Regions from separate parts of the Mus musculus genome. Here regions 2 and 3 are each linked to region 1. A link is a loop called in an ENCODE intact Hi-C map of the cell type or tissue named here. Cell type or tissue: heart. All regions are shown on one strand. Each heading gives the region's core, and the rest is flanking DNA. Links, peaks and the distances in the headings are about the cores only. Region 1 overlaps Saxo1 (stabilizer of axonemal microtubules 1). Region 2 overlaps Adamtsl1 (ADAMTS-like 1). Region 3 overlaps Adamtsl1 (ADAMTS-like 1).

Evidence for each region. Peaks named below come from ENCODE experiments on the same cell type or tissue, not always from the same donor. Only the 100,000 strongest peaks of a DNase experiment are listed, where the experiment ranks them.
Region 2: a loop joins it to region 1, with 2.3 times the contacts of the local background. A loop is called at or near these places in 3 of 42 quality-filtered maps.
Region 3: it touches region 1 in a loop (2.5-fold over the local background); 2 of 42 quality-filtered maps call a loop at or near these places.

The regions. Positions count from the first base shown.
Region 1 is chr4:86,481,687-86,492,088 of GRCm38, forward strand. Saxo1 (stabilizer of axonemal microtubules 1) reads right to left here. Exons shown (of 4, transcript NM_001081096.1): 2 at 6,054-6,233. Among named protein-coding and RNA genes, the nearest start is that of Gm26017, 22 kb to the right of the region's middle. In heart, for the core only: no CTCF peak of the experiment used is centred there; DNase peaks (open chromatin) are centred at 5,035, 5,415 and 7,655.
Region 2 is chr4:86,390,345-86,400,746 of GRCm38, forward strand. All of the region lies in intron 23 of Adamtsl1 (ADAMTS-like 1), which reads left to right. Among named protein-coding and RNA genes, the nearest start is that of Gm33730, 45 kb to the right of the region's middle. In heart, for the core only: a CTCF peak has its summit at 5,469; DNase peaks (open chromatin) are centred at 5,517 and 6,567; H3K27ac peaks cover 381 bases.
Region 3 is chr4:86,332,713-86,343,114 of GRCm38, forward strand. It overlaps Adamtsl1 (ADAMTS-like 1), which reads left to right. Exons shown (of 29, transcript NM_001368621.1): 17 at 4,126-4,305; 18 at 8,353-8,506; 19 at 9,318-10,402. Among named protein-coding and RNA genes, the nearest start is that of Gm33730, 100 kb to the right of the region's middle. In heart, for the core only: no CTCF peak of the experiment used is centred there; no DNase peak of the experiment used is centred there; H3K27ac peaks cover 461 bases.

The sequences.
Region 1 (10,402 bases), core at 2,904-7,903:
AAAAAAAAAAAAAAAGGTCAAAGATCTAAGTTTTCTTTAGGTAGGTAGCTATAAAAGCTACCCAGCATGGAAAGCCAAGAGTTAAACTAGAATTAAGTACTGGTTAAAGTGGCCCTGCTGGGGAAGTTATAGCAACTTCATTTCAAATCATTTGGCTATGCTAAAGAAAGGTGTTGGGCATGAACAGAGAAAAAGGAAAGGGGAAATTACAGAATTGCTAACGAAAACCATTTGCCTGGAAGTGGAGAATGGAGAATTCTCACAGGAGCCAAACAAAGTTTACTTTTTTAAAAATAATTGAATATTTATACAAATTTCAAAAGGTATTATAGTAGCCGCCAGGGAATCAATCATGCTAAAATGGACTCTGTCTTACGGGGGTGAAGGGTGGCTTCCTATTTGCCAAAGCAGACTGTCACCCTTTCCCTAAATCACCTGCTTGAGCTCTTCATCCACAGACCATCTCCTACCCTGCATCTCTATCTTTCCCCAGCTGTCTCCTTTCTGGCAGTATTTAAACATGCCCCAGTATCTCCCATATTTTAAAGAAAAATAAAATATTTTATAATTTTTAATTGGTTATTTTATTTACATTTCAAATGTTCTCCCCCTTCCCAGTTTCCCCTCCACAAATCCCCTATCCCATCCCGATCCCCCACCCCTGCTTCTATGAGGGTGCTCCCCCACCAGCCTCACCACCCTACCATTCCCCTAAATTCCCCTAAGCATCAGGCTTTCACAGGACCAAGGGCCTCTCCTCCTATTGATGCCCGACAAGGCCATCCTCTGCTATATACACACACAGCTGAAGCCATGAGTCCCTCCAGGTGTACTCTTTGGTTGGTTGTTTAATCCCTGGGAGCTCTGTGGGGGTCTGGTTGGTTGACATTGTTGTTCTTCCTATGGGGTTGCAAACCCCTTCAGCTCCTATAGTCCTTCCCCTAACTTCTCCACTGGTGTCCCCGTGCTCAGTCCGATGGTTGGCTGAGAGCATCCACATCTGTATTGGTCAGGCTCTGGCAGAGCCTTCAGAATATTTTATACATTTTAAAGATATACATAGAGAAACTCTTCTCTTCAGAGCCTCTCCTTATCCCCTCTCTCCTCAGAAAGGGTCTATGTGACTTCCCTCCTCCCACACATTCCCCAACCACAGAACACGGCTCTACTGTTTATACTAGCCAAGGCATCTCTGAGCCAATCTGTCTCTCATTGTTAGCCTCCTGCATAGATAAATTAGTCACGGTGTCTATCCTCAGATTCATGTTTTCGTTTCTATCTCCTTGTCCCCAGTTAACCCTCTTCTCATGACTTGTCCTCTTAACCATCTCCTCTTATCCAGGTAGGGAGATACTCTTTGCCTTACTTGTTTATTTTATTATTTCCATATGTAATTTTCAAACTTCCCCATTATGTCATCTCAGGCAGGTCTGGAAAGCCTTTTCCAGAACACTGAGAAAGATCCTTCAGCGGAGCTAGAAAGCTGGATCGCAGCATCATCCCTGCAGCCAGTAGATGCTAGTACAACCACCCGAGATTCCAATTATACATCATTATCTCTCCTCTATCCTCAGTTCCTCCGATCCTGCTCAGGCAGAAGCTAACATCTGTCACCATTCCATGTAGCCTGGAAGAAACCATGTTTAAACTACTCAACAGGACTAGAGTTGGCCCAGCCAATAGGTTTCTGGGACAGCGCCAGCAGGTGGGAGAAGAAATGGCCCTAGCTAAGTCTTTGCTCCTTCATTTTCCATGAACTGCTTGTGAGTCACAGCTTCAGCCTGAAGGCAGTCACCAGCCTGTGCCAGATGAGGCAGCTAAAACCAGCCTTTGCCAGACTCTTTCTGTTCACTAAAAAAACAGAAAAGCAAAATGAGGCAGTCTTGGAAAGGAAGGAGCTAAAGCCAAAGTTCTGTATGTCGCTGGGCCTAGATCCCTGCTTGTCCCACACACCAGAAGCGGGCTTCTGAATTAAGGATAACTCAATTGAAATGGAATTTGGGTTGCCACCCAAGACATGGAATTCACACTTTGAACCTCGTCAAACTACCTGTCCAATAAACAAACAAACAGAAATGCTTTTCAGAAGAATGTGAAACCGGAAATAATCCAGAGTCTCCGAATGCAACATTCACAATACTGTCCAGAACCAATAGGAAACCACTCAACTCTCTGCAGGAAAACACGACCCACGTGCCTCATGCAGAGCAGATGCTGAACCCAGCAGCGAGCTCAGAGCAGCTGTTTTCACTATGCTTCATGAGAAAGGGCTAGAAAATGACACAAAAGAAATAAAAGCTATTATCCAAAAAAAAAAAAAAAAAAAAAAAAGAAACTAAAAAAGCTAACGGCAGGCCTGGGGGTGCATCCCTGTAACCCCCAAATTCCTGTGCTCGGAGGGAGAATGAGAATCTGACCCCAAGTTCAGGCTAGCCCGGGATTCTGAGGGAGACCTCGCCTCAAAGAAAAATATCTAAAAAATATATTATCTGAGAAAAAATAATTCACTGGGCTTAGAGAGAGAAGGAAGAGGTCAGCAAATGTGGAGACAGAGTGACTAAAAGCTACCTAATCTGAACCAAAAGGGGGGAGACTAAGGCAGAGAAGCAGACGAATAGGAACATAGATTCTTGATGAAATAATGGGCAAAATGTCCACAAACTCAGTCAAAGGGGCACATCAAGGAAGCCAAGGCTCTGAGGCTTCCCGGGCAAGCCTAGCGCTGAGAACCTTGCCTTGTCTTCATCAGGCCTCAAACACCCCCACCCCGAGCCCCACCAACTCAGATAATTGCAGCCTTGAGTAACAGAGAATCCTCAAAGAAAACCCACACAGTTCAGTCAGCATGTCAAGACGACTTATTACCATTTCTTCCATCCTTCCTGGCTTTGGAAAAGGGTAATAAATGCCCTTTCTCTTTTACTCTTCCTTTCTTAATCTCACTTATTTAGCAATGAGCCTTATCGATAAAATAAAATAAATTTTAAAAAATTGAAAAATAAAACAAGAGTCTATACTAGTCATCCCCCCCAACATCCTCCCTTCCTCTCTCTCTCTCTCTCTCGCTCTCTCTCTCTTTCCCCGCAAGCATGCATGGATGAACTTCCAATGTACTCTACCCACATCTCACTCCCTTTTAGAGCACTACGTAACACTGCAGAAGCTGGCTTAGGCAACAGAAATATTGTCCCAAGTGGGCTCCCAAGTCTTTCGTCTATTGACAGCCTAATGAGAGGCAAAGTTAGAAATGCTAACTTTTGTCATAACTTGATGCTGGATCTAGCTAAACTAAAGGCAAGTCCTCTGCAGGAGAATTACCAAACGCTGCAAAGTTTTTAAAAGAGAAAAAAAAAAAAAAAAAAAAAAAAAAGGTTGTTTTTTTTTTTTTTTTCCCAGTAAAAAGGACTGGAACTCGCAGGCATTCCCCTTCTGACACCTGCTTTAAATCCCCACAATTTATAGTCAGTAAGAGTTGTGTGCAGCTGTAATCAGGCCTCGTGCTGGGATGATAACCTTTCCAGAAGCCAGGTGGGGTTTGTGTCTGGACTTAATCACCAAACTCAGCCAAGCCGGGACACCAAATGACTTTTTCATGCAGCAGGTGGGAGCGTGGTGTCCAGCCTCAGACGCTATACAGGGTCCACCTGTAGATAAGGAAATGAGTGGAGTACCATGGGAGTGGAGGGGTGACAATCCACGCAGATGACACATCCCATCCCCTAAAAGCCTCAGGGGAGGCAAGCTGCTTTACATTCCTGAGAGTAACTCAGCTTTTCCTCAGTCTGGGATGTGAGACAGCAGTGCGAGTGAGATACAGCAGAGTAGCCGCCACTAGAGTTTGTGCCTGACTTCCCTTTCGAGGGAAGGATAAAAGGGAAAAAAAAAATCTGCTATAAGCTTTCTCCCCAACCTCAGGTTCTGGGCTTGAACATAGAACCTTACAGGTGATACGCAAGTGCCCTGTGACCGAGGTACACCCCAGCTCCCGGGCCGGCTCCCCACCCCACCCCACGCCACCCCACCCCCATTAGTAACTGGATTCCACCCCTTTCTCTTGTTTTAAAGCTCTGTAATCCTTAATGGTATGGGAAATTCTTTCAGTAGCTAGGGACCTCTTGATATAAACTGGATTTATCGTTACTGTGGCTCTGGTTGAGGCGGGGAACCTGCTGGGAGATGGGTTTATTGTTATAAATGACACGGGCAAAGATAACTTAGCTCAGGTCAGAGATTAGTATTTTGCGTTAGGAAGGAGGAAAATATGAAGGGCTTCCACGTCTGAGGGCCTCAGAGCTGGGCAGTGGGACCGGGATCCTGCCTCAGAGGATGGATGTGTGTTTGTTCTCCTAAGATTTAGACATGAACAAGAGCATCTCGCAAAAATCAAGTCTCGATCAGTTTCTGTCCTATACTTCCAGGACAGAAAATACTTTTCCGTCACAACGTTGCTAAAGTTAGTGCCTTTGATCTCACAACAAAGTGTTCTTCCTTTCTTGAAAACTGGTTGTAAAAAGGTGAGAACTGATGCACCCCGCAGTAGAAAATGAAGTCTGAAGTCAGTTCCCAATGCTATGTTCATCCCTTGCAAACCAGTGCACCACGCATGCGCACAGGACGCCTCCTTGATTTGGCCTGTAGTCTCTCAGAATAAGCAGCAAAGCTCGGGAGAAGCCCACAGTCTTTGCTGCGAGCTCTGGGGCCCTGGAGAAGATATTTTCTTAGCAAAATGAAGCCCAAACTGTAAGGTTCAGGTTCATGTCATTTAATAAGCTGTAGGTTGAAAAAGGCAGCTGTAAGTTGCATTGTTCAAATGTACCAGGACCCAGAACCACTGTCCTTAAACCAGGTCACGTACAATAACTGCTAGGCATCAGACAAATCCCTCAGCTTCCTGCCTTTCTCAAGATGTCCCTGTCCAGTAGCTCCTACCAAGCTTAGAAATCCCTTAGCTTCATTCCTCCCCTTAGATGACCTCCTGCCCTAACCTAGACATGGCTTCTATGAGTCTAGCATACAGCACCTGGTTTTTAGATAAGAACACTTACAAGTCAAACTCTCAAGAGAGGAAGTTTCCATTATTTTGGGAAAAAGATGTCATGTTCCACCTCGGGCCAGCTGGAATCATTATTAAAACCACACAAAATTACCATGCAATAGGTGAACCGGGGGGGGGGGGGGGGCACTCAGCAAGTTGTCCACGCATGTGTGCTACCCACGTGCTGTGAGGGAACAAATGGGGTACACTGTTAGCTCCACAGCACAGAAATCCTGTCTTTTGGAGATGAGGGATAGGGAGACCAAGAACACACCAAGGTTCAGGTGGTTTCTACGAGAGACTGACTGGCTGGACCTAAAATTCCACCCAACTGCATTCAAAGATGTTCCTAACACCACAGATGACTAAGCCAGGCATCACCATCAGGAAGCCACTAACCACACTGTCAATGGAAAATACACAGTCTTGTGAGTGCAGAACCCTCAGACTGAGCACTTTCCCCATCCCCTGGCAATAGGAACCTCCAGGACATTGACAGAGGCAACTCCATGCCTACATGACCCTAGATCCTAGCAATCTCAACTTGGAAACCAACTAGAGTATAGCAGGATCAATTGAAAATTAAGTATGTTCTTTGCATATCTTGAATATTTGTGGGGTCTCTAATTCAAAATCCATAGCGCCACAACAGAAGGGCTCATTCTTTATTACCAGTCTTTGTTTTCCAGCCAAGTTGTTATGGAACCTTCCACAAAGCCAAAAATTCCTTTTCCAGCAGCAGGCCCTCTCCTTCTACCTTTAACTTAACCACCTTTAAGTAAGACAGACCAATATAGACCCGACCCTCCACTTCAACAGGCAAGAATTATTAGTAAGAGAGTGTTTGGTAATAGTTAAGAAAGCTAACAACTACAATAATCTCTTTCAGAGCTATCTAGTACATTAGCATTAAGGCTCTGATGTTGAATTCCACACTGCACGCTGTTACCTTGACATGACACTATACATTACTAGTTTCAGGTCATCCGTTTGTTTACCAGCCAATCTTTGCCCTCACCTGCATGTGGTCAGACCTTCCATTGGTGCAGATGGTTTCCGGTAGCACCACTCGGGCTTGAAGGAATTTCTGGGCAGGTAAGACTGATAGATCGGATAATTCTCGGTGTACTCGGAGAGAAGACGTGTTTTCTCTGTTTTATCATAAATCTTCGTAGGGAGATGTGGACAGCGATGCCGCCTACAAAAGATACATGGGGAGTCTGCTTAGTTACTTTCTTGACAGGAATACATGCAGTCTGAAAATTCTTGTCCTCCAAAATGTGATGCAGACTGGCTTTTGCCATTAAAATTCAGAATTTAACCTTCCTTTCCTCTATTTTACCATGTACATGTCAAAACTTAAAAGGTTGCCTCAACCGTTTAATCGAAATATGTGGATCATAAAATTACATGCAAGCATGGCTGATGTTCAACTGTCAATTGTCACACTGCTTGTGGAAGTGTTTAAAATGGTCTACACCCTAATAAATTACTTTGGTGTCCAACTCTTCTGCGAGTCACCAGACCCAACTGCCCCTCTGAGAAACCAGAGGTAGAAACTGATCAGGCAGCTTCCAGATTCCTGACACAGGAGTCCTGTTATCCTTGGTCAGAAGCTGGACATGTCCTTGGCCCTGTCCTGGTCACAGGCCAGGAATGCCAGATAAGGGTTGTGGTTTGCTACCTCTCTCCTCCTGAGTGAGCACCCCTTCCTGGAAGCTTCACACATTAGGGTGCAACCTAAACCCCAGTGCAGATACCGATCCCCTCTGGTGAACAGCTTTGGAACTGGACCTCTGGGTCAATTTCAGCTCATGATCTTAGGGTCTCAGCAATTACGTGGGAGAGGAAGAATGTTGGGTAGCTACATGAGGACTAGAAGCCTGAAGGCCATTGAGGTCCACCCTAGACCCTGTCTGGAACACTAGAAAGGAAAATATCACAGACGTCCCTCCTCATCCCCCCCCCCTTTGCCCCCGTCAAAAGAAGGAGCTATACCTGTACTTGGTGGAAACAGCTGATATCCAAAAAGTAGAACATTAAATAGAACCCTTCCCTCCCTCAGGAGTCAATGCAGAGAGTTGGAAAGATAGTTCAGTGATCAAGAACACTGGCTGCTCTTCCAGCGGACCAGGGTTCGATTCCGGGTACTCACATGGCAGCTCACAACTGCCTGTAACTCGTTTTAGAGTCTCTGATACTTTAACAAACTTAGATGCAGGGAAAGAAAAATCAGTCCAGTTGGGCCTGTCAATCACCTAGCCAGGAGTCCATGGAACCACCCCTCTCAAGCTGACTTATCAGAAGACATGATAAAGAGATGAGAGGAATCCCCCTTAGTGAGATAATGTGTTTTCCCTTCCCAGAAGCCCCTCACTTTCCGACAGCTGCTTACAGAGCCTCCCTCATGGCTACACTGCTAAGCCTTCCTGCTTCCCTAAGTATAACCTCGCCTTTTCCTACTTTCCTTTCAGAACCTGTCCAGAAGCCTAAGCATGCCTTCCCTGACCCTCCAGGCCTTCTCTTCTCTCTCTCAAGGCCTTACTCCCTCTCAGCCACACTGCTGTTGCTAACCTCCAATGCAAAAGGCGTGGCTTCCGCTCCTCCCCTTCCCTATCTCCTGCCAAGATTCTATTCTTCCCAACAGATGTGCTCCAAGGCTCTGCTCTGGGCCAAACTGGTGAGATTTCTAGCTGGGTTCCCAGGTCGGCTCAGAGTATCACCACTGCACACAAGTGAAATCACACAACCGCCTAAAACCACCTGATTTCTTTTATTTTATTTATATGTCCAAATGGCATATGCCCATGTGTGTGCAAATGCACACTCATGCATGCATGTACAGAGACCAGAGTGGGAGTCAGGTACGCCATCATTTTTCTCCTTTTTTTTTGAAACCAAATGGCTGGCCATCTCTGTCCCCCAACCTGGAATGACAATTATGAGCAACCATACCCAGATTCACATGGCCATTGGAGATTCAAACCCAGGTTCTTGGACTTGCACAGCAAGCACAATTGCTCGCCGAGCCATCTGCCCAGTCCCTACCTCAGTTCGGAAGTTTACAGAACCTGTGGCAAACAATTTTCACACAGCAATTCTTCTCATCTACTCTTTCCAGTCTCGTCTCAATTACTACATCCTCAGAAAAACATACCCTGGTTATCGTACACCCAAAGACATTCATTACCACTCTCCATCTTCTTATCAAGTGCCCATCCACTTCCTCCAATCAACCTTCATTTGTTCATTGCTCACCTCGTCTTTCAGCCTCAGGACCTTTCGCTAACTCACTGCTACATCCCTGATACCTAATAGTCTGATTAGCACAGTTAGCATTTGGAAAATATTGATTGATTGAAAGACTATGTGTAAAAATTAAATGACTTATAAATGAATACTATTTAAGCTGTAATTTATAGTGAGCCTTTCCCACTTTACATACACATTAAAAAAATGAAACTCTCTACTTATAGATGGGCAAAGGTCAGCTGTTGTAGCTTCCAAAAACTAAATAAGTAGTATATAACTTATGTGTGTATGCACACACAAAGCCTAAGAGCTGACAGATCATCAGATACAAATATCTCAAGACAGAGTTCTCAATGATTTCAAACTTAGACATACCAAGAAATAACTAATATTTTACCTTTTTTAAAAAAACTAGGTCTTGTTATATAGCCCTGAATGACCTCAAATTCAAAATCTTGCTTTAGCCTCCCAAGAGCAGAGATCACAGGTGTGTGTCATCACACACAGCTTATTTTTATATTTTAATTACAGAAATCAAGACACAACACTCTGGGATAGCACATGGGAAGCAGGATCAAAGAGGAGAGACCAGGAGTTTGTGGCTGCTCAGTGTAAGCCATTTCTATCCATGAGGATTCAGGAGAGCAGAAACTCTCATTCTTTGCAGATAAAGATGTGAAAGTGATATACTATGTGCCTGTGCTCAAGACGCACAAGGAAAAGAAACTCAAACTTGGAGCCCACCTGAGCTACATGGAGGGACCCTGTCTCACTAAAATGGTAGACAGACAGATAAATATTTTTAAATACTCAGCTAGAAGAGCAGGCTTTGTAATGACTGGCTTGTTTTGCAGTGTTCTAGATCGAGCCCTAAGCCCTAAGTTCATGATTGAACTAAACCCCTAGCCCTCTGTCAATGCTACATTGGGGTCTTACTAAATAAGAATCACCCTCCTGAGCGTTTGCCCAGTTGAAAAGTTGACATGTATACTTTAACAGCAACTAACTAAAGGTGGTAGATAAACAGATAAAGTGTTGTATACCCAGACTCCAGCCGGGGAAGCAGACCAGTGCCCCTGCTCAGCCATCGTCACAGAAGCTCTATCCTGCAGCAGATGGGAACAAATACAGAGATCCACAGGCAGACATTACGAATAGAGTAAGAGTTTTTTGAACACTCAGACCTAAAGGAGATGTCACCATCAAATCCCTCCCCCCAGGAAACCCTGAGGAAGAGGAGACAGAGTGTAAGAGCCAGAGGGCATGGAAGATACCAGAAGAACGAAGTCCTCTAAGTCAGCATGATCAAAGCTCATATGAACTTACAGAGACGGAGGCAGCATGGGTCTGTGCCAGGTCAAGTAGATATAACGCAGAGTTACTTGGGAAAAGGGAGCCTCTTTGAATGATTGCCTCCAATCAAGCCCTGTGGGCATGTCTGTGAGACATTGTCTTGATTGATGGTTGACTTGGGAGGGTCTAGCCCACTGTACTAAACACCACCCCTAAGTACATGGGACTGGGCTGTATTTTTAAAAAAATATCTGAGCCAATGAGCAAGCCGGAAAGCATGGGCTCTGCTTTGAGTTCCTGCCCCAGCTTCCCTCAGTGATGGACTGTGGCCTGGAATGTGAGCCAAATAAGCCCTTTCCTCCCTAATTTGCTTTTGATCAGAGTATTTTTTCACAGCAACCGAAAACAAATGAAAACGTATGAGATCTAGACATTTGTAAAAATCAGCAGAACTAAGGCACAGGGTGTGATATCAGCACTCAGGAAGCAGAGGCAGAAGAATAGCACATAAGGGGTCAGCCTGGGCTATACAGTAAAGCTCCATCTTAAATGCCAGAAGAAAACCAGAAGTAAGAATACAGAAAGCACTTGCTTTGATTGGTTGGTCAGTAATGTTTGAGGCAGGGACCTGTTCTGTGGCCCTGGATGGTCTCTTACAAAGTTAAGCATCCTTCTGCCTTGACCTTCTAGGTGTCACTATTATAGGTGTGTGATCCCACCACACTTGGCAAAAAAAAATATAAAATAATGAGAGCTGGGGTACACAAATCAGTGATGGCAAACCTGATTAGCATACAAGAGGTCCTAGGTTCAATTTCAAGT
Region 2 (10,402 bases), core at 3,310-8,309, 91 kb before region 1:
AAAAAGAAAAGAAAATTATGCCATGGATCCTGAGATGAACTGTGCAGAATGTCTGTCAGGGATCCTTCTAGAACTAACTGTGCAATACCTTTGCTTTGAGCCTGATGATGGGCTGCTAGACTGGAATCAAGACTAGCAAGGCTCAGCCAGAGTTTACATCAACAACTCTGATGCCCTCCGTCCACCTTGAGTTTCTCCTGCTCATCCAAATTAGTTCACCCATGTGCTCCCAGTTGGACAGGTCTCCACCTCTAGCTGGTCCTCTGGCTGGGCCCTCGGTCATAAGAAACAGGCCAGCAAGGCAGTTTCACACTGAGTTCCCAAGACATTAAAACAGCAAAGAGCCGCAAATGGAGGAACATCTTGAATTCTGGACTGTGGAAAAAGCAAGTGCACTATTAAAAAAAAAAGCTAAGATGAATAGTTAGAGATTTTTAACTTTTGTATTGTGTGTGTGTGTGTGTGTGTGTGTGTGTGTGTGTGTGTGTGTGTGTGCGTGCAGTCAGATCCCTTAAAATTGGAAATATAGGAAGTTGTAATTCACCAGACATGGTTGCTGAGACTCAAACTCAGATCTTTTGTAAGAGAAGTGGCCACTGAGCTGTCTGCTCAGCACTTAGCTTTTCTTTACAAGAGGATGATGTAGTAAAAGAAATACTCAGGACAATCCATCTAGCACTCTGAATGACCAATCTTATGCTGAGGGTAACATATTCTAAACCAAGATGGAAATGTGTATCTTCTGTCACTCAGGACAGGTACTACCTTGGAATTCATTACTATCCATGCCTGATCCACTTGATTTCATGGATGAAAGCCATTTGTCAGCACTGATGGAGCCAGCAAGTGGTTAGGCTCAAGTATCTTGGTGTCTGGGGCTGACTGCCTGTAATCTAATTATGCACTGTGGTACCACATGGTTGTGAGGCACGGGAGCAGTGGCTCCTGGGTTGTGGTTCTCCTCTTTCATTAAAGGAAGGGGATTAGGGAGAATCGGAGTCTTAAAAGCCATATCTCAGTGCTAGCTCTGATTTGCTGAGACTTGAGTGTTGAGATTCCAGGGGGTGAGTGAATCTATTTCCAGAAATAGACTGTTGTTTTAGTTAGATGGCATATTGGCATTGAGTCCCCTTCAAGCCACAGCTGCAGCTGATGGCATAGCACTTGAGTCTGCTCTTTAGGCCTAACTTTCCGTGAGTGTAACATAGAAAATTAGGACTAAGTCTCTTAGTAGGAAATGCCCACTGAATTCTGCTGTACAGAGAGAGGGTCCAGCCTACCTGATCCACTGTCCTGAGCAACACAAGCACCACTTCTTTGGAACTTGGTGATAGTTGTCCTTTCTGCAGGAGGCTCAAGAGTATACCAGCTTCTCTAGAAGGAAGAGCCAGTCCCATGATGTGGCACTACTACCTTTGGTCCAGCCCTAACTCGGGGCCCCACAGTCTCCATTTTCAGAGCAGAAGCATCTCAGACCTCCTCAGGGTATCTAAACCTTCTTATAACTTTGAATACAATGTTTTTGGAAGGATCACCAGGGACAATAGTATTCATTTATAGGGTAAAGTTATTTTTCTTAAGTAACTTTAATTGAAGTTGTAATTATCATAACAATATATCTCCATTGTATAACAAGTAGAAATCAAATTTAAAAAGAAAAAGAAAAATATCTAATGATTCAACCCTGAGGTATGAGTGTGAATCCTTTATATATTTTACCTAAAGATAACTACGTGCTGCACATTGGCTTTAAGGATTTTATCACTTAGTGATAGCCAACAAATATCTATGTCTCTAAAAACTTTTCTATGATTTCACTTTTCATGGCTTTGTTGACAGAGAATACTGTCTTAGTCAATCAATTCTCTGTTGGATTTTTGTGGTCTCTGTAGTCTTTTCACTGTTTTAAAAAATAACCATAATGACTTTTTTCTGTCTTCACATGACCCCTGTTTACTTGGGATCAATTCCTAATGGCAGACTTATTGTGTTAAGTCTTCATACTGTCTGGGGTCTTACTATGCATTATCTAATTTTCCCCCAACTAAATTGTATTCCTCTTGTATACCCATGAGAACTGAATAAGAGGTCCCATGTCTCCAAAGTGTTATCTCCATAGGTTATAATCACAAGCTTTTACATTCATCACTGTAATTGTAGTGCACAAAGCCATGAGGTACAAGAAACATTATAAGTACATCCTTATTTTTATTACTTTTGCAATTTAATAAATTTTTCAGTCTCCTAATTTCATTTAGGAATTGCTCATTAGTGTCATCTGTTCATTTATGACAGTTATCCTTTTTATTGATTTATAGGACATATATTTATGCATGTTTAACCATTTGATAATCGACATGAAACAAATCACACATAATCTACATTGGAAATGGCTCCTACGGCAAACAGACTGAGCATACAGCATTTCCAAGGTTTCCTTCCACACCTTTGGTTTTGTTTGTTGTGTGCCTTCCTGGCTTGATCTCTTTTCCTTCCACCCCTTCACAATCACTCCTCGAAACCTTGCTCTCTCCCACTCCTCCCACCTCAGCTAACCACTGATTAATCTGCTCTCTAGCAGAGTTGGCAATCTCACTGTGCACAGTGTTACATAAAGGGAACAATGCCATTCTTTTATGAATCTTTTTTATTTGGGGAGTTACACACACACTCTTTCCTCATCCGATCCTGCTTACCCCCTTCTTGTCAGCTAGGACTTCTTCATTATCACATCATTTAGCCTCATCTATGCTACCACCTTTGTCATTAGAGCACGTCTCCTTTCACTGCCTAGCACTCTGTGTATGGATATATTATAGTCTACTTAGTCACCCATCGATTGAGAAACAGAATGGTTACTTCAGCTTCTAGCTATTAAAAATGCAGCTGGCATAAAAATTCATGCGTTAGTCTTTGAATGGACATATGCTTTCACTTCTCTTCACTAAATGCCTAGGGGAGACAGGCTGTATGACATGGCAGGTGTGTGGGTAGGACTTTAATAAAAGGCCACACTTCTCTTCACAGTGGCACATTACTTCATACCCACATCAGCACCTTGTGACATTCTAGATCCTCCAAGTCCCCAGCAAAGCTTGCTCTCCTTGCTGTCTTAGTTTTAGGATGTCGGTAGTGATCTCGGTGTGGTTCACATTTATATTTTTCTGATAACCAGCAGTGTTGAGCAGCTTTCCCTAATTACATCCCAATTCCTTTGGTGAAAAACCAGCTCAGATGTTTTATCAATCTTTTAAACTCGGAGGTTTCTTCACTTAGAACTGAATCTTCAAAAATCTTTATATAATTTGAAAGTTAGATACATGGTTTTCAGATATTTTGTACTGTGGCCATCATTTCATTCCCTTAACTATGTCTCTGAAGAGTGGAACACTTGAGACCTTGGTATGGTTCTCCTTCATATGCTTGTTCTGCTATGCATTAAACTTATATTTAAGAAATCTAGAAGACACCCAAAGTCTTAAACCTGTTTGACGGGGCTTCATGGCAGAGTTCTAAAAGCTATTCATTTTGTGAAGAGAACTGTATTGTTATAAGTTACATCCCTTCACCAGCCTGCGAGTTGTCCTCAGAAGCATCCATGCCACAGAACAGAGTTGAGTACTCACGACTGAGAAGCCCTGTGGCCCCTGCGCCTAAGGCATCCTTCTTCCGGCCCCATGCAGAAAGCATTTGCGACACATTATTAACTGCAATGCTGAGGTCTATAATGGAAATCACAAATCCTGCTTCAAAGTAGCAGTCTTCCCACTGTCGTTGTGCCCTATTACTGAGTTAGGCATTCTTCCTAAGACCTAAGACCCTGAAAGACTTAGAACATCCTACCAATTAGCAAAGAGGAAAACCCTGTTCTATCGGCCCTGGATTTTCCCCAGATGACTCCAGCAACAAAATACACAGATGCCTGTGTGTGGCTGTGAAGTTAGCTCAGGCAGTAAAGTGTCGTTCTGCCACCATGAGGACCTGAGTTTGGCTATCCAGCATCCATATAAAAAGCAAGGTGTGCTGGCATGTGTCTGTGGGGGTTGGGGGAAATGGATCTTTGAGGCTTGCTGGCTACCTAGTGTGGTCAGATTAGTGAGCTCCAGGTTCACCGAAACTCTGTCTCAGAAAATAAAATAGGTTCTGAGAAACACATCCACATGCATCTAGCTTACACATACATACACACACACACACACACACACACACGTTCTCAACCTTCTAATGCTGTGACCCTTTAATACAGTTCCTCATGTTGTGGTGACCCAATCATAAAACTACTTTCATTGCTACTTCATAACTGTAATGTTGCTACTGTTATGAATCATAATATAAATATCTATGTTTTCCAATGGTTTTAGATGACCCCTATAAAAGGGTCATTCACAAAAAGTGTTTGCAACCCACAAGTTGAGAACTGCTGCTCTTAGAACACTCTCTCCTTTGTCAGTGAACAAGCTCAACTCCATAGACCTTACAAGCATTCCTGCTAGAGGCACGTGGCCCATCCCCACAAGAGCCATTTTCCCGTGCCCAATGATTTTGCAAAGAGCAGGAGAGCCCATGACTAGTCTATCCTCAGTGTTCCTGGCCCTTCTCCCCTGCAGGGCTCCAGCACACACCCAGCTCAGACTACAGCCTCACAGCAGCACTAGCATCCTCTCTGCATCTCAGAGCCCATCAGTCATCAGGACCAAGGCTCACAGACCATGCTCACACAGTTGTGTTTCCACACTAACCACCTGTCCACATTTGCACAGTTTCGGGACATTCATCTCTCTGCAGACAACTGCAAAGCTCAACTGGCCCAAGACTTCTGTTTAGAGCGGTGATGATCCACAATCTCACCCTAAACGGTGAACATTGCTTTCTCTGGCACTAAGTTAGAACTGGGCCATTCCAATAAAGAATGTCACACCGGTGGGCAATCCAAGTCCACCATGCATGCAACATACAAAACCCAGAGCTGCAGTCTACAGATGGAGTTCACAGTGTTAGTGTGTGAACACCAAAAAGTAGAAAGGACCATCAGGGAACAGTTCAGAATGTGGGAAGGAGGTTGCCTCTACAACCAGAGGAGCTCTTAAAACTATGATCTGTGAGCATCGATGTGCAGTAAGCTACTGAGCATGGTTCATGTCTGCTGGAAGAAATGCCAGGTACATCCCCAGCAGGGGAGGATGTGACTCGTGCGCTCCAAGAACAACAAAGAGTCCACAGTGGCTGGAGTGGAGTCACAGAGAGAAGAAATGGGGGCTGGAGAGCCGACCAGATAGACAAGAAGGCAGAGGGCAAATTTTGTAAGGCCTTGTAAATGGTCGCATTAAAACAACAGAGAAAAAAAAAGTCTTTAAATGTCCAATTTATAAACTGACTCAATATTGCACTGAGCATTGTGAGCTTGTCCAGGACTAGGCAAAGGCAGGCAGAAGTGATTTCTTTTATTAGAAGCCATGTGGCCAACTGCATGCTGTACAGCTAACTCTAGTAAACCAGAGGCTTATCAAGCTGGCTCCGCTACAAGCCAATATTCCTGAGTTAATTTGACTCACATGTGTTGGGCACCTGCTAGCCTACCTGGCCTGAAGCTTCAGCAGGCACGTGCCTGACCGTTTCCTCCCTCTGGTAAGAGGGGCCCAAATGGATAATCGAACCACCTGGGAAATTTAAAACGATTTCAACAAAGACCAATTAAGCTAGACTCTCTGGGGGCAGAGCTAAGCATCAGTACTTTTAAAGAACTTATTCTCAGGGTCGAGTGGATTTCCAAAGTCACCTCCCCATTCCTTACTACATGCTTAGAGTGGAAAAAAAATGGAATATGTCATCATTTAGAATAGTCTAACTTAGCACACAATTTCTTTGCTATTAAAATCTAACACTGTATGTATCTCTCTCCCCACCCTTATTATTGTCTTATACAATAACTCCATTTCTGTCCAAATACTCCCCTGGTCTTTGCCATTGCCTTGAGCTTTCTTTTCCCTAAATACCCTCCCTTGACCTCAAACTAAATCCTAGAGGTCTTTGTCCCTGCCTGGAGTGATCACTCTGCACTGATTCCCTAGGCACCTGCTCCACACTAGGGCTGGGCAAACTTTTTTTGCAAGGAGAGAAATAGGAACTGTTTTTGGCACTGCGTGTTGTACCTGCCCCTGTTTTGCCTACTCTATAGAGTAATTTTTGCTATGCAGCAAGTATACTAAGGAATATGGTTGTTGTCCCATAATAGTAAAACTGTATTTCCCAATTCAAGAGTCAAAGCTATGGACAACCTTCTCTTAGTCACTTAGCATTACACTTAGTATTACAAGACATTTCATGTCTCTGGGCTTGCTTCCAGATCCTAGGGAGAAAGGAAGCTCGGTTCTCCAGCATCTTAAAACAGAGGTTGGTAGCAGGGCCGTGGTCCTCCTGAGTCACCCCATCTCCCATTTCTATTTTAATTACAGCTTTTCCATCTGTCCCCCACCTCCACCCTCGCCCTTAGAAGCGCACTTCCTGATTCCCCTGGTATAGGCTGCATCAGGAACTTCCTCCCATGCACGCTATGACATCAGTGATGTCCTAGGCCACATCTGTTAGGAAACCTGTTTCGTGGTGATCCTGGGGAAGACTAAGATCATCACTACTTCCTCTCCAAAGATAGCTGTGAGAACAACAAGACCTGAAGGCCAAAGGTTAGGTAGAAATTAATTCACAATGGGACCCACCCCAGAGGTGTCAGGGAAAGTGATGCAGAGGAAGGGCAAGGCAACCTGAAGGGCAGGACCAGCATCCTTGATGAGGAAAGCCATTGCAAAAAAGAAATTTATCCTGACCCTCTTCAAAGAACAGTTGGCATCTGTTTCCTCGTTTATACTGGGAAGCTGAGATTTCATGCCACAAGGAAGTCATGTTTTGTTTCCTGAAGTACTGCCCACAAGGAGAATATGCTTTGCCACAAAGAAGAAAGACTGGTGTTTTTTTGTTGTTCACAGCCTGTGTTTATTTACTTTGGTCTCTTTTTTAAGGTAAAATTTGAAGTGGCTAACAGAGCCCAATAGGGAGGAGATGAAGCTTAGCAGCAGACTGTGTAAAATGAAGTCAGTATTTCAAAGAGTGTTTATGGGGAAGCCATGGGAAGAGTACAGCAGTTCTTCAGACTGGAATACACAACCATAAATATAAAAAGACACCAAAGCATAAGTGACATTTAAAATAGCTGGGCAGAGAGAGCAAGGCAGTAAATCTCCCCCACTTGCCACTGTTCCAGGCCATAGCAAGTAACCAGGCATGGACTTATTTTAAGATTCTAGATAATCAGGAAATGGAGACCTTGAGAAAATTCACTCACACTTGCTCCTGCCCTTTCTTGGCACCAAGACAGAATTCCCAGGCCACTGCCCTTCCTAGCGTACCCAATAGGAACGATGTGAATAAGTCTGGTGTCCCCAAAATAGACAGGTATTGAGAGGCCACCAGTGGGAAAATGGGGAACTCCACACTTGCCCTAATAAATCCTTCCTCACCATGAAATGGCTCTTGAAAACACCCCCTCGTGTTCTGTGCCCCCTCTGTGTTTGTGTGGTGCTAGACTGGCAGGTTTACAGCAGCTGCAGGGCCCAAGGGCAAACTAGAGAAGAAAAAGGGCAGGATTGTGTCTCGGGGTTTGTTAGGATCTGTGAAAGGAGAGACAGACCCTCCTGCCTCAGTTCTCAGCCAGCTTTATAGAGGAAAAGGCGCCTCCGTTGGAAGGGCCATTTCCAAATGCACAGCATCTGGTTCCTCACTGGGATAAATAACCCAGCCCTCAGAATTGGGCTTGTGAGACTTAAATGAGAAGCTCTGTGCAGTGTGCCTAGCTCAGTGCCCAGGACAAAAATTAAAGCTAATATGTGTTCCTTTTTGCCCTTTGTACTTCTGTTGTCATAAACCTAAGAGTCTATTCTCTTCTTCACTGTGGCCTACACTAAGCTCTTCCTTGGATTTAGGGACAGTTGCTGGCTGCCAAGTGTCAAATGTTAAGAAGTAGCTCAGAAGATGGGTGCCTGATTAGAGGGCCCATGTGTGGTACCTTCTGGGTAGGAGCACAGAGGTCCTGGCCCATGCATGCCCTTAACATGAAGGGACTCTTTGGTTTAAAAAGATCAGCCCATGAGTGATAACAGTAATGTAATAGAAGAATAATGGTAATGTAATAGCAGTATAATAGAAGGAGACATGAGGGTGAAGCAGCCACTCTGAAAATTAATAAAAGACCAAGGCTGCAAGGCTTGGTCCTCTCATAAAAGACTTTTCCCTTCCATCCTCTATTGTCCATGCTGCCTAATGGGGCCCTTCCCCTGCATTTCAGAGCATGGCACGATGATCAGGGCAGGTTCTAGAACCAGCAGGCTTGGCTATGCTACCTACTGACAGCTGAATAGCCACAGACAAATGATTCAAGCTCTCATGCCTTAGCCTATTAACTGAAGACAGATGGTTGCATAACTTTTTGGAGTTCTTGAAAAGGGTAAATAAACCGGGCGTGGTGGTGCACGCCTTTAATCCCAGCACTCGGGAGGCAGAGGCAGGCAGATTTCTGAGTTCGAGGCCAGCCTGGTCTACAAAGTGAATTCCAGGACAGCCAGGGCTACACAGAGAAACCCTGTTCGAAACCCCCCCCCCCAAAAAGAAAAGGGTAAATATAGTATTTAAAGTGTTAGAGTGGTATCTCTGCACATGGTGTGTGTGCAGTTCCTTTAGGCTCCCTATTGCCCCAGCCCTTCCTTTCTTGAAGTAGCAGAGTGAAGGAAGTTGAGTCAACTTAGTGGCCAAGTCCTAGCAGCAGGGATAAAGAAGATGGGTGGTAGATTGATTCAGGCCTCAGTCAGCCTAATTTTTCATTAACTTACTCCTTTTTCACTTTCTTAGTTCTTTAACTCTTTGCTTGTTAACTTCACTTACATTTTAGTCAAGTTCTCTTTGAGAGTTTCAGCTTATCTCAGATAAATTAAGCAAGAGGTCCAGGCCACTACTGAGCCAAAAGGGTAAAGAAAACATGGGCTTTGGGATAGTTCTCTGATGGAGTCGCCTAGCCTTTCAGAGTCTTCCTTTCCTACCTAGTAAAAGAGGGCAACAACCTCCATCTCAGGATTGGTTTTGAGAACCAAAGGAGATAAAACACAGTAGATACATTTTTCCAAGTTTAGCAGCTTCCCTTTTCTTAAAAGTAAAGAATGATCACAAAGTAGGGCTCCTAGAACCCTAGGGGGAAAAAGCCAAACTCAGGAGAGATTCCAGACCACTTGCGAAGCTCTCCTGGCTAAGAACAGTTTCTTTCCTCTCAGTCCTTGCTTCACACTGGAGTACAGAGGGTGTTTTCTCTATAAGAGAAATAGGATGCAGTCTGCCCGAGAGAACGGCATCTGAGAAGACTTTGTGAAGAGATAGGAGCTATGCAGCATCATAAAGGATCTATAGAATTAGATGGGCCAAGAAAACATTGGTAGGAATCGGAACCACACACATCCTTCCCAGAGAGCCATGAAGATGCAAACAAGCAAGGAACATGTTCCTGTTTTAAGTCCTACACTGGGTCTCTGGAGCCTTGATGCCTTTGTGTGTGTGTGTGTGTGTGTGTGTGTACGTGTGTGTGTGTGTAAATAATTGATGTCTATGGAAGCATGACTCAGCAGAGTCTGGTCCCCAGTGAAGTCCATCTTACCCTTGGGGAGTAGCAGTGTTTCCATGAGCTGTGTTCAGTTTGGAGAAGTGGAGTTGGCTACTAATGTAGAAATAGGGTGAGTTTCGACTCTTACATAATTAGTGTCTGTCTTTTATACAGCAGAAATGCTACCCAGCTTCCATCTTACCTACACTCCTTTATGTCTTCTGGGTAAATGTTTGGAAATGAACATACACTCCTAACTTCCTCTTCTGCCTGGCACTGGTCCTATAATCTTGAAAGTCTCCTCAAATCTCAAAGTCCCTGGAGTTTAAAATGTAAAGTAGAAAAGGACTGAAGTTGTAGCTTAGCTTTACTATTTCTATTTCAAAAAGGAACTTTTCAAATACATGCAAAACTGACTGTAAGTAACCAGGTAGTGGAGAGAAAGGTGTAAGGAAGAATTTCCATCTCTTCTGCTACTGGTAAAATTTCAAACCAAGCATACATATGGAATATGCAAAATCGAGTGACTAAAACCTGGAAATCTGCTTCAATTGCACAGATGTCTTTCATACATATCTGTGTACCAGGAAGGTTATACCATCTCAGCCCTCAACAGCGTGTATCATTTGCCGGTCCAACTCTGCAGAGCCCCAGAAACAGAGGCCAGCTTTGAATGCCTCTCCCCTGCGTGCCTAGAAAGGAGGCCAGAATAACATCTTGGCATCGTTAAGATCACAGCACAGCAGTGGAGTTCAGCTTTGTTTCCAT
Region 3 (10,402 bases), core at 2,279-7,278, 150 kb before region 1:
TCCTTGAAGCTTAAGGTATATATAAAGCACCCAGGTGATCTTAAAATTCTTCCTTACAACTATTATTGTCTTTGTGCTGTTGCAGACTTCTGCATGAGGTTATGGATAATTTATCTGAGGACCGTCCTTTAATCAGGTCCTATCTGGAGCTTGACAATCTACCCCTTATTTTAAGAGTGGTTACACTATAAGATACTTGGAGTAAGACAAATTATTTTCACCATCTACTAACTTAAGTTTGAAGGAAAGAGAAAACAAACCTACATTTTTCTCTTATTTCATTTTTCACATTTAATAAGGAACTCTAGTTGAACACTTTGAATCTAATAGCTGTTTATACTCACCTACTTGCTTAATTTTGGAGTATATCCAAAGTGAACAGGATCCCATGTGCCTCAAAAAATATTTGAATGGAGAAAAATGTAGCTATTAATCATTGAAGTGCTCTGCAGTCATATAAGTACAAACATCAATAGGAAAGTTACTATATTATCAGTCAACAGATGACCATTAGGACTCTGCATATACTAGCTGCCAAATATCTCCATACATCATTATGCCTGGTGAATTCAGGAGGCCTTTGGGTGTCTTGACTAAATTTTAATCTTTAATAACAAAAAATGTGGTTTGACATCATCTTAGAGTTTGTAGGGATATGGTCTTATGAACTAGACATCTACTTTTCTCACTGCACTCTCAAGGATATAAATATTTAAAGATATCACATGCCTCTAGAATCTATTAGGAAATGGTAGAAGCTGGGTGTGGTGGCGCATGCCTTTAATCCCAGCACTTGGGAGGCAGAGGCAGGCTGATTTCTGAGTTCGGGGCCAGCATGGTCTACAAAGTGAGTTCCAGGACAGCCAGGGCTACACAGAGAAACACTGTCTCAAAATACCAAAAAAAAAAAAAAAAAAAAAAAAAAAAAAAAAAAAAAAAAAAAAAAAAATGGCACTGTATTTTTCAGCTCATACTCCAGCCAGTGATTATGAGGAAACAAATGAACATTATGAGGAATGAAATGAAGTTTAGTGGGGAAACTATATGGAAGGAAACACACTAGAGATGAACTCCTTCAATTCTAAATTATTTTATTAAAGATATAACCAAAATACTGGAGAATATTTTGAGTCCAAATCCCATATACTTAATATGAGCAGTAAGAAAAGTAAAATCTCTTCATCTGTGTGTTTAACAGGTTGATGGGAGAGCTATTCAAAATTGCTGTTTGGGTCTGGGAATATGACTCCATGACAGAGCACATCCTTTAACAAGCGTGAGGCCCTGGGTTCGGTCTCAACACTAGGAAGAAAGCTCTATTTTAAAAATGAAATGCCGTCTAAGGATATAGATCAGCAGGAAAGTATCTGGGTTCAATCCCAGTACTACTAAATCACTAGACGGCTAAGTAGATAGGTGGACAGGCAAATGGGCAGATGGATATGCAGAGACACAGATGGATTCTGGTAAGGTCTACCCACTCTCTAGAATCCCAGAGAGGGGTAAAGAGTCACTCGTTGTAGGGACTTTTTAAGGGCAAAACACAAGGCCACCGTATTTCCCATGTGGCTTTGTCATTTTTCAAAAACTACAACTTCCAGCATTCCAGGCGGTTAACTTGCCCTGGAGCTTACGGCCACGCTTACAGGTTGACTTTGACTCTTACAAGTGGGCAATGGCCAAAGGAATCAATGCAAAGAAAAACACTCACTGTGTCACAGTGACAATGGCCAGAAACCATTGTATCAACTTACATTTTTCAGCAAACTTTATATTGTTAAAGTTTCTGAAACCCAGCAACATGGCTCACCCTGTAAAACCACTTGCTGACCTGAGTTCGATTTTAAGGAGCCACTTAAGTGTAGGAGAGAAACAATTCTATACACTTTCCCTCTGATTTCTACATATGTACCATGATATGCATACCTGTACACACACACACACATACACACACACATGCACACGCATGCATGCAAACACACATGCACGTTAATAAGTATATAAAAAAGTACTTTTTTAAAGTTTCTAGAATTAATAGATTTCCTGAAGGTTGTTTTACTGTCCAGTGACTGACAAGCCCATTGGATTGGCTTGATTCTTTTTCTTCCTTCTTTCCTTCTTTCCTTCCTGCCTTCCTTCCTTCCTTTTTTCCTTCCTTCCTTCCTTCCTCCCTCCCTCCCTTCCTTCCTTCCTTCTCTCCTTCCTTCCTTCCTTCCTCCCTCCCTTCCTTCCTTCTTTCCTTCCTTCTTTCTTTCCTTCCTTCCTTCCTTCTTTCCTTCCTTCCTTTTTTTCTTCCTTCCTTCTTTCCTTTTTTCCTTCCTTCTTTCCTTCTTTCCTTCTTTCCTTCCTTCCTTCCTTCTTTCCTTCTTTCCTTCATTCCTTCCTTCCTGTCTGTCTGTCTTTCTGTCTTTTATTTTATTTTTTTTTTATTGTATGAGTGTTTTGCCTGCAAGTTTGTCTGACTATCTGCATACAATACTTACCTGGGATTAGGTAACCTAGGATACCTGTGAACTGCCATGTAGGCACTAGGAATCAAACCCTAGGTCCTCTGTAAAAAAAGCCAATGTCCTTAAGTCCTGAGCCATCTCTGCAATCCCTTGACTTGGGCAACAGTATGAATTAGTTTATCACCTTTCTATATAGTAGTCTTATAAGGCTGGAACCAGGTTTAGATAGTCAATGGCTTTCCTGACAGGACTCAGGCCGGATTCCTCTGATTAATAACTAAAGTCCTGCAGTTCCTGCCCCTGGCTATCTGAGCAGTTGATTGAGGTGAGAGCAGGGGTACAATTCAGCCCTAATATCTTACTGGCTACCTAATAAGACCACCACCAAGGAGGGTGACATCTAGCCTGTTGGAGCTACTTTCCTTCAATGCAAACTCTCAGCTTTTGGACCTAGATTAAATGTCTCAAACAACCAGGGCAGCAAGTGAATAACTAGAGACTGTTCCTAAGAAACCAAAGGACACCCTGAAATGTCTTGGTTGAGCTGCACCAACCTAGCAAAGCCATGGTTTAGCATATAAGAACTAGGGTTCTATCAGAGTGTAGTAACAGAAATCTCAAAATTATAGTGGCTTCAAAGACTAAAGAGTATTTTGCATAAGAAGAGGTAGGCAGGGCTTCTCAGTCAACAATGAAACCTACTCTATCTTTTTCCATATCACTCACACCCCATTTGCATATCGCATGCACCCCATGCCAATTCTTGGCAGCAAGGAGCGGTGTGGGTCTCTCTTTAGCTGAGGTCTTTGAAATCGCATACATCCATCTGTTTATATCCCATTGGCCATCGTTTAGTCCAGTGGCTGTGCTTGCCTTCAAGGGAGCTTGCCAAATATAGCCTATACAGAAAACCGTGTACCATGCTAAAAGCTGAGGGCCCTTAAAAGGGAAGGGACAAATACTTGGAGAAAGCCAACAGTCTGTGCCCCAGGAGGCCTCGTTCCTGCCTTAAGCAGCCAGATTATAACGATTAAGTTCCATGTAAACAAAGTGTTTTACTGCGGTCCCTCTGAAAACCACTGACATGAGGCTATTTTTCTTGCATACCAGATTTCAGCGCCTCTGGCTCCCAGTGCCCTTAGAAATCACCAGTCCAGATGAGTTCTTCAGAAACCTGGTTCCTAAATCTCCCATTGCCCAGTGTGGTTGAGTGAGTGCTTGCTTCCACGTGGGGGGAGAGGAGAGTCCTTTCTCTCTGCAAATTAATTTTTTTCTGATGGTTGATTCTGATGGCAGGAGGTCCCTCTTCCTCATGCTGGAAGCTGCACAGATTATTTTCATTGGATCATAAATATGTTGAACACTTTATTATACTAACCTTTTAAACCAGTTCTCTTTAGTGGCTACAAATCACAGTTCAGGGGCAAATTTCTAAGATTCCAGGGCTCCTGAATTCCTGGATGCTCAAGTTAAATACCTGAGATTACAAGTGGGGAGCTACAAAATCTTTGCTACATAATTCACTGCAAAGACAAGAAGCAAAGCCCTTTGACCTGACTCCTGGTTTGTCAAAAACAAAAACGAAAAAACCACCTCCCTGCTCTTTACTCCACCAAGAATCAGGTCGTGATCAGGATCCTTGCCGGTGCTGACCCTTTTTGCTTTGCTTGCCCAGTGTTCCAGGACCTGTGGAGGAGGGATTCAGAAACGTGATGTTCTCTGCAAGCAGCGTATGGCTGACGGCAGCTTCCTGGAGCTTCCAGAGACCTTCTGTTCTGCCTCCAAACCAACCTCCCACCAAGGGTGCAAGAAAGATGACTGCCCCAGTGAGTGGCTTCTCTCAGAGTGGTCAGAGGTAGGTATGCTTCTCTTCTCAGGGTGAGAGAACGCATAGGACAGAAATCATCCCACACAATAGAAAAGAGACCAAAAAGCTCTCCTGACAGTGTGGAATGGCATATTGTAATGCCATCAGTCTATATGGTAGGATGCATAATATCTAGGCTATGGGCTGATTTTATTATGGGGACCTAGGCTATGCAGCCAGCCCTTACCTAACAGTTGAACATCAGAAACCTGTGATTATAAATGGGAACTCCCTCAGACAACCCCAAAACCCAGAGTTCTTCGCGTCTTTCTGCACCTAGCCCCTTCTCCCAACAGTCATGCTCCCACGTCCTACTCCCAGCTCTTTCCAGTCTCTGCTCAGGAAGGGCAAGGCCTCCCTGGTTCTTCTCTTCCAAGTTTCTGGACAATAAAGGATGTGATTTATTAGGAAAAGAAGGCCAAGGAAATCCTGCCTCTTTACTGTTAGTTTCCTGACTCTAAAACTTGAACAACTTCCCAGCAAGAGAACTTGATTTCCCCATTGCTGTGTACTTGGGGAAAGTGGTGGCTCAGCGCTCTCAGCTCCAGATGGTGCCTGGAGTTAGGGATCCCAAACTTAACCTCCAGCTAACCTGCTTCTCCGAGTAATTCTTGTTTTGACACTGGCATGAATCCATTTACATCCAGAGTTAAAAAGTCACCCGGACTGCTTTCAGCTCCAGGATTCTCTTTGAGTTGCCTTTAACTACCCAGCTTCAAAGACCTGAGTGTCTTCCACAGAGAAGTCTAAAAATCATTGCTGTACAAGCAAACTCAGCAACTGGCAGAAAGACTGGTACATCCCAATCATATCCAAGACCCTTCTCTTTCTTGCCTTGGCTTTTTAGTGTATAACATGCAACTCAGTTTGGAACTGCTGGTGGTTTAAATGTGTGTCACAGGAACACTCTCTTCCAGACAGAAAAGGAAGCCTGAGGAAATAAAGATGCCTGACTTCTAAGCACGGAACTCTTGCTTTGTACATTACCAGGCTGTTGAGAGTCCATCTGATAGTGCCTGCTGTGGGAAGTGGGGCTGTACAAGAACCTAAACTACCATCATAATCTATTAGTAAACTTACCTCTGGCTGTGTCTCACCCCAGATGTTTCAGGATAAAAAGGAGAATGGTTATTTGGGCATTCCAGAAACAGTTTGTATTTCAGCAGAATACAAGAATGGAGGGGAAGAGAAAAATGTGTACATATTTAAAGGTGTGTGTACACAGACATGCTGGCTGGTGGTTTTTAGTTGACCAAACTAAAACAGCCATGTTTTAAAGCTGTCCGACCCCTTGCCCCTTGGATGCTTGGATCTGGTACTGTCATTAATGGTCAAACAGATGTCAAATAGAATCTGGAGTCCCTAATCAGCAGGCAACACAGAAGAACAACAGAAAACTGTTGATTTGGGAGGCATTATTACTTAATATAATAAATCATATTAAGAAATGCCTACACAGAAAAGAGCCCTGGTGTATGTGCCAAGCAACAACATCCTGGCCAAGTGTCGATTGGGTGATGGGCTATCATGGATGGGCAATGGAGAGAAGACTATATATGTCTAATAATTGCCACCCCTCCATCCTCTGACATTTGTGGCCTTTGGAGGATATTGAACACAGAACAGTCATTAAAAAGTGATTTAAAAGAAGGACCCTTCTGGTTTAAGCACCAAAGGAAGGAACCCACTGAACCAGATCATATTAAGCCAAGTAGACCATTAGAACAGGATCTTATAGAGCTAAGAGTTCAGACACAATGACAAGCAAACCTGGCTCTAAACTCTCACTCCCTTAGCAACTATACAGCATGAAGCTCATTGCTTCATCTTTCTATCCCTTAGTCTGACTGTATTTGAAATGAAGATAACAGAGTGTATCATGTAGGCAGAGTCTTGATTAAGTGAGACACATGAAGTACTTGTGTCTAGTTTACCTTAACCCTTGTTCCCTACCTTCTGGGTTCATTATCAGGAGAAAGAAGGATCTAGGTAAAACACTCCATTGCCTGCAATGGCTGGGCTCAGGGTCATATTCTAGGTCTCCCTTGTGCTTTGCTCTTCTCCCTAAGGAAATAAAATGACACACTTGGTAAAGTATGAAGGCTTAGCCCTTATCTAAAGTTCTGAGCTATCAGGGTTCATGAATGGAAATTTCTAGCATTGAAGAGAGGCTGGAAATAGTGAGACACAATCTCCCAGAGATACATCTGGGGCTCACTGGTACTAGCCTAGCTTCTTGGGTCAGTGAGAGAGACTCTCCTTTAAGAGAGTTATGTGGAGAGTGACATATTGTAATACTACTATATGTCATCTTCTGGCTTCTGCACATGCAGTGAACAAATGAGAGTTCATGTGCGCACACACACACATACACACACACACACACACACACACACACCACACACATTTTTAAATCTAAAACAAAATGAGAACTTCATGGTTAAAGCGGAAGCGGGAGTGGGGTGACAGGTCTCCAGTGGTGGGAGTCGCCATCACTGAGAAGCAGCCCCGGCATCGCCTCCTCACCATGGTTACCAAGCATGGCTTGAGAGACTTGATTTCAGCTTAGCTTCACTACTTTAGAAAGGTGGAGCTTGATGCTAGAGAAGGAATGAGACTACCAAAGTCACAGCTGACCTTGGCCTGCAGTCTGGCTAATGGTCTGTTTTTCCACTTGACCAAACAAAAACAGCCATGTTTTAAAGCTGTCCGACTCCTTGCCCCTTGGATGCTTGGATCTGGTACTATCATTTATGGTCAAACAGGTGTCAAATAGAATCTGGAGCCCGTAATCATCAGGCAACACGAGCAGAGGTTTGTTCTCAACCTGCACTGGTCCTTGGCATCTTGAATTTCTGTTGGGGTGGGTGGCAGCTGTCACAATCTGTCCCACAGGCCAGTGTCATTTCAATGTATTCACATATAAAATTTCAAAGTGTAAGACAGCTTTCAGCTGTTTTTACTGTCATCTTTCCATTGGCATGCTGCCATGACCCAGGTTCGGGGCCTTCATCATCTCAAGCAGAGGCCGTAGCAGCCCCTCCATCCCGTTCCGTCTCCCCTCCCCTCCCCTCTCCTCCCTTCAGCACAGTGTTGCCAGATCCACCTTCTCATACACCTCTTCCATCATGTCACTCCCTCCTTCACGGCTTCCCATTGCTCTGTGGACCAATTCCAAACCTGTCTGAAAATGAAAGGTCTCCAAAGTCAGGTCCCAAGTCCCTCTCACACTCCCGACTACACTCGCCTCATCAGTGAAACTGCCTTGGGCTTGCCCCAAGCCCACAGTGGACTTGCACTGAATTCTTCTACTTTTGCTTTTGCCTCCTCATTTGAAGGACTGATTCTGGAGGCTAGACACTTCACCCCCAAAGTCCACTCACAACAGTGAGCAGGAGGCATAGCGTTTATTGGGTTAGCATTGGCTTTTCTTGTAGTCCTTCGTTTAACTCACAGACTTGTAAAATCAGCATAAAAATAAAAACAGTTCAGTAGCTTCCCAACTATGGAATGACTGTGTGTAAAAGTGAACCGAGTATTTCTGTGGCTCTAAAACCTAAGCCATATGTAACTAAGAATGGGTTAAATGCTCACTGAAACCCTTATAATACAGAGTAATAGAGAACGTTAGAGGGCAAGGTGTGCTGTGAGACATATATTCTGCGTTGTTGTAATACACTTCTTTCAGTGGCTGATACTTTGCCCAGCATATAGTGAATTTGAGGGACCATTCAGAACAACCATGAGACTCTATCTAGTTCAGGGGTTCTCAACCTACCTAATCCTGCAACCCTTCAATACAGTTCCTCATGTTGTGGTGACCCCCCCACCATAAAATTATTTTTTGCTGCTACTTCATAACTGTAATCTTGTTATTGTTATGAATCATAATATAAATATCCGATTAGGGGGTTATCTGATATGCAATCCCCGTGAAAGGGTAGTTTGACCCCCAAAGGGAATGCAACCCCCAGATAGGGACCAATGTTCTGGTTTATAGGACTTTGATACATTTATCCTTTCTTCCTCCACCAGTGCTCTGTGAGCTGTGGGGAGGGCACCCAGACTCGAAGTGCCATTTGCCAGAGGGTGCTGAAAACTGGGGTCTCCACTGTTGTCAATTCTACTTTGTGCCCTCCCCTGCCCTTCTCTTCCTCCATCAGACCCTGTATGCTGGCAACCTGTGCAAGTGAGTATGTCTGGGGGAGGGGGTATATGGATCCCCATTATGAAAAACCAGCATCCATAGCCACTAGGCAAGGGCCTGCCCTGAGCCCCAGAGTGGTGGGGCATTGCCAGGCAGCAGAGCCTAAAAACAGTTGTGGATGGAGTGCCCAACTGGAGATGAAAGGGAATCGTAGTCACTCGGGTGTCCAGGCTGAGTTCTCTTCTCCCCTACAAAAGCAGCCTGCAAGGGTTGAGCAAAGGTCTCCTGCTGGCACACTAGATCTAGAAGCTAGAGGCTCCTTATTCCTAATGAAGTCTAATGTTATCCAAACTGGGGTTTTAAATTGCTCTAAACACATTTGTACTGTGTAATATAATCCCCAGAGTTATAACAATCCAGGGCTCCCCTCTCTGTCTACCCTGGGCCCTGGTTCTTTGCATGGCCCAGAGGTGAACATTTAACAGAGAAATGTGTGCTCCTCTTTGTCCTCTGCCTGCCTCTCTTAACGGTGCACATTTCTTCCTTAAATGCTTTTAATGAGGACTGCCTTTTTCCAAGGCTCCAGGCACCTCCACCTCTTTGGTTCCTGTGGGCTACCCCCTCACCACACCTCACTAGTGCTCTGGGTTTTGAAGGTGGGATAGCCTGATGATCCACAGCTGATAGCTAGCTCCTTCGGGATAAAAAGAAGTGGTAAACGACGGGCATGCCAAAATCAATGGAAGAGTTCTCCCTGTTTGTCCTTTTTGCTCCCTGACCTCTCTGGTGGCCCTATCTCACTCTGGTTTTTCCCTGCTCTTGGTTCTTCGGTCTGGCATCCCTCTCAAATCAGGGCCTGGAAGGCCTTCCACCAAGCACAGTCCTCACATCGCAGCTGCACGAAACATATACATCCAGACCCGCAGGCAGAGGAAGCTGCACTTCGTTGTGGGAGGATTTGCTTACCTGCTTCCCAAGACTACCGTGGTGCTCCGGTGTCCCACACGCAGATTCCGCAAGCCCCTCATCACGTGGGAAAAGGACGGCCAGCACAGCATCAGCTCGGCTCATGTCACCGTAGCCCCTTTTGGCTACCTGAAGATCCATCGCCTCAAGCCCTCAGATGCGGGCATCTACACCTGTTCTGCGGGGCCCGCCCGGGAGCAGTTTGTGATTAAGCTCATTGGAGGCAACCGCAAGCTCGTGGCCAGGCCCCTGAGCCTTTGGAGTGAGGAAGAGGAGGCCCTGCAGGTGAGGAAGACCAATCCAAAAGAAGCCTTGCAAACCCACAAACACCAAAATGGCATCTTCTCCAACGGCAGCAAAGCTGAGAAGCGCGGCCTCACTGCAGATCCTGGGAACCGCTATGATGACATTGTGTCTAGGCTGTTGGAGCAGGGCGGCTGGCCAGGAGAGCTCCTGGCCTCGTGGGAGGTGCAGGACTCTGCAGAAAGGAACGCATCCTCAGAAGAGGATCCCAATGCTGAACAGGCCCTCCTGCATCTCCCCTTCACCATGGTGGCCGAGCAGAAGCGTCTGGATGACATCCTCAGGAACCTGTCCCAGCAGCCAGAGGAGCTACGGGACCTCTACAGCAAGCACCTGGTGGCCCAGCTGGCCCAGGACATCTTCCGAAGCCACCTGGAGAACCAGGATCTGCTTCCTAAGCCCTCTGAGCAGAGGTTTCCTCCCATGGCCGTCCCAGCTCACAAACATGTCTCTGGCTTCAGCAGCTCCCTAAGGAGCTCATCTGGAGAGGCTGGAGGTGGCTCCCGTAGGCCTCATCGCAAGCCCGCCATCTTGCGGAAGATCTCAGCGGCACAGCAACTCTCAGCCTCGGAGGTAGTCACCCACCTGGGGCAGACTGTGGCTCTAGCCAGTGGGACCCTGAGTGTGCTTCTGCACTGTGAGGCGGTAGGCAACCCAAGGCCCACCATC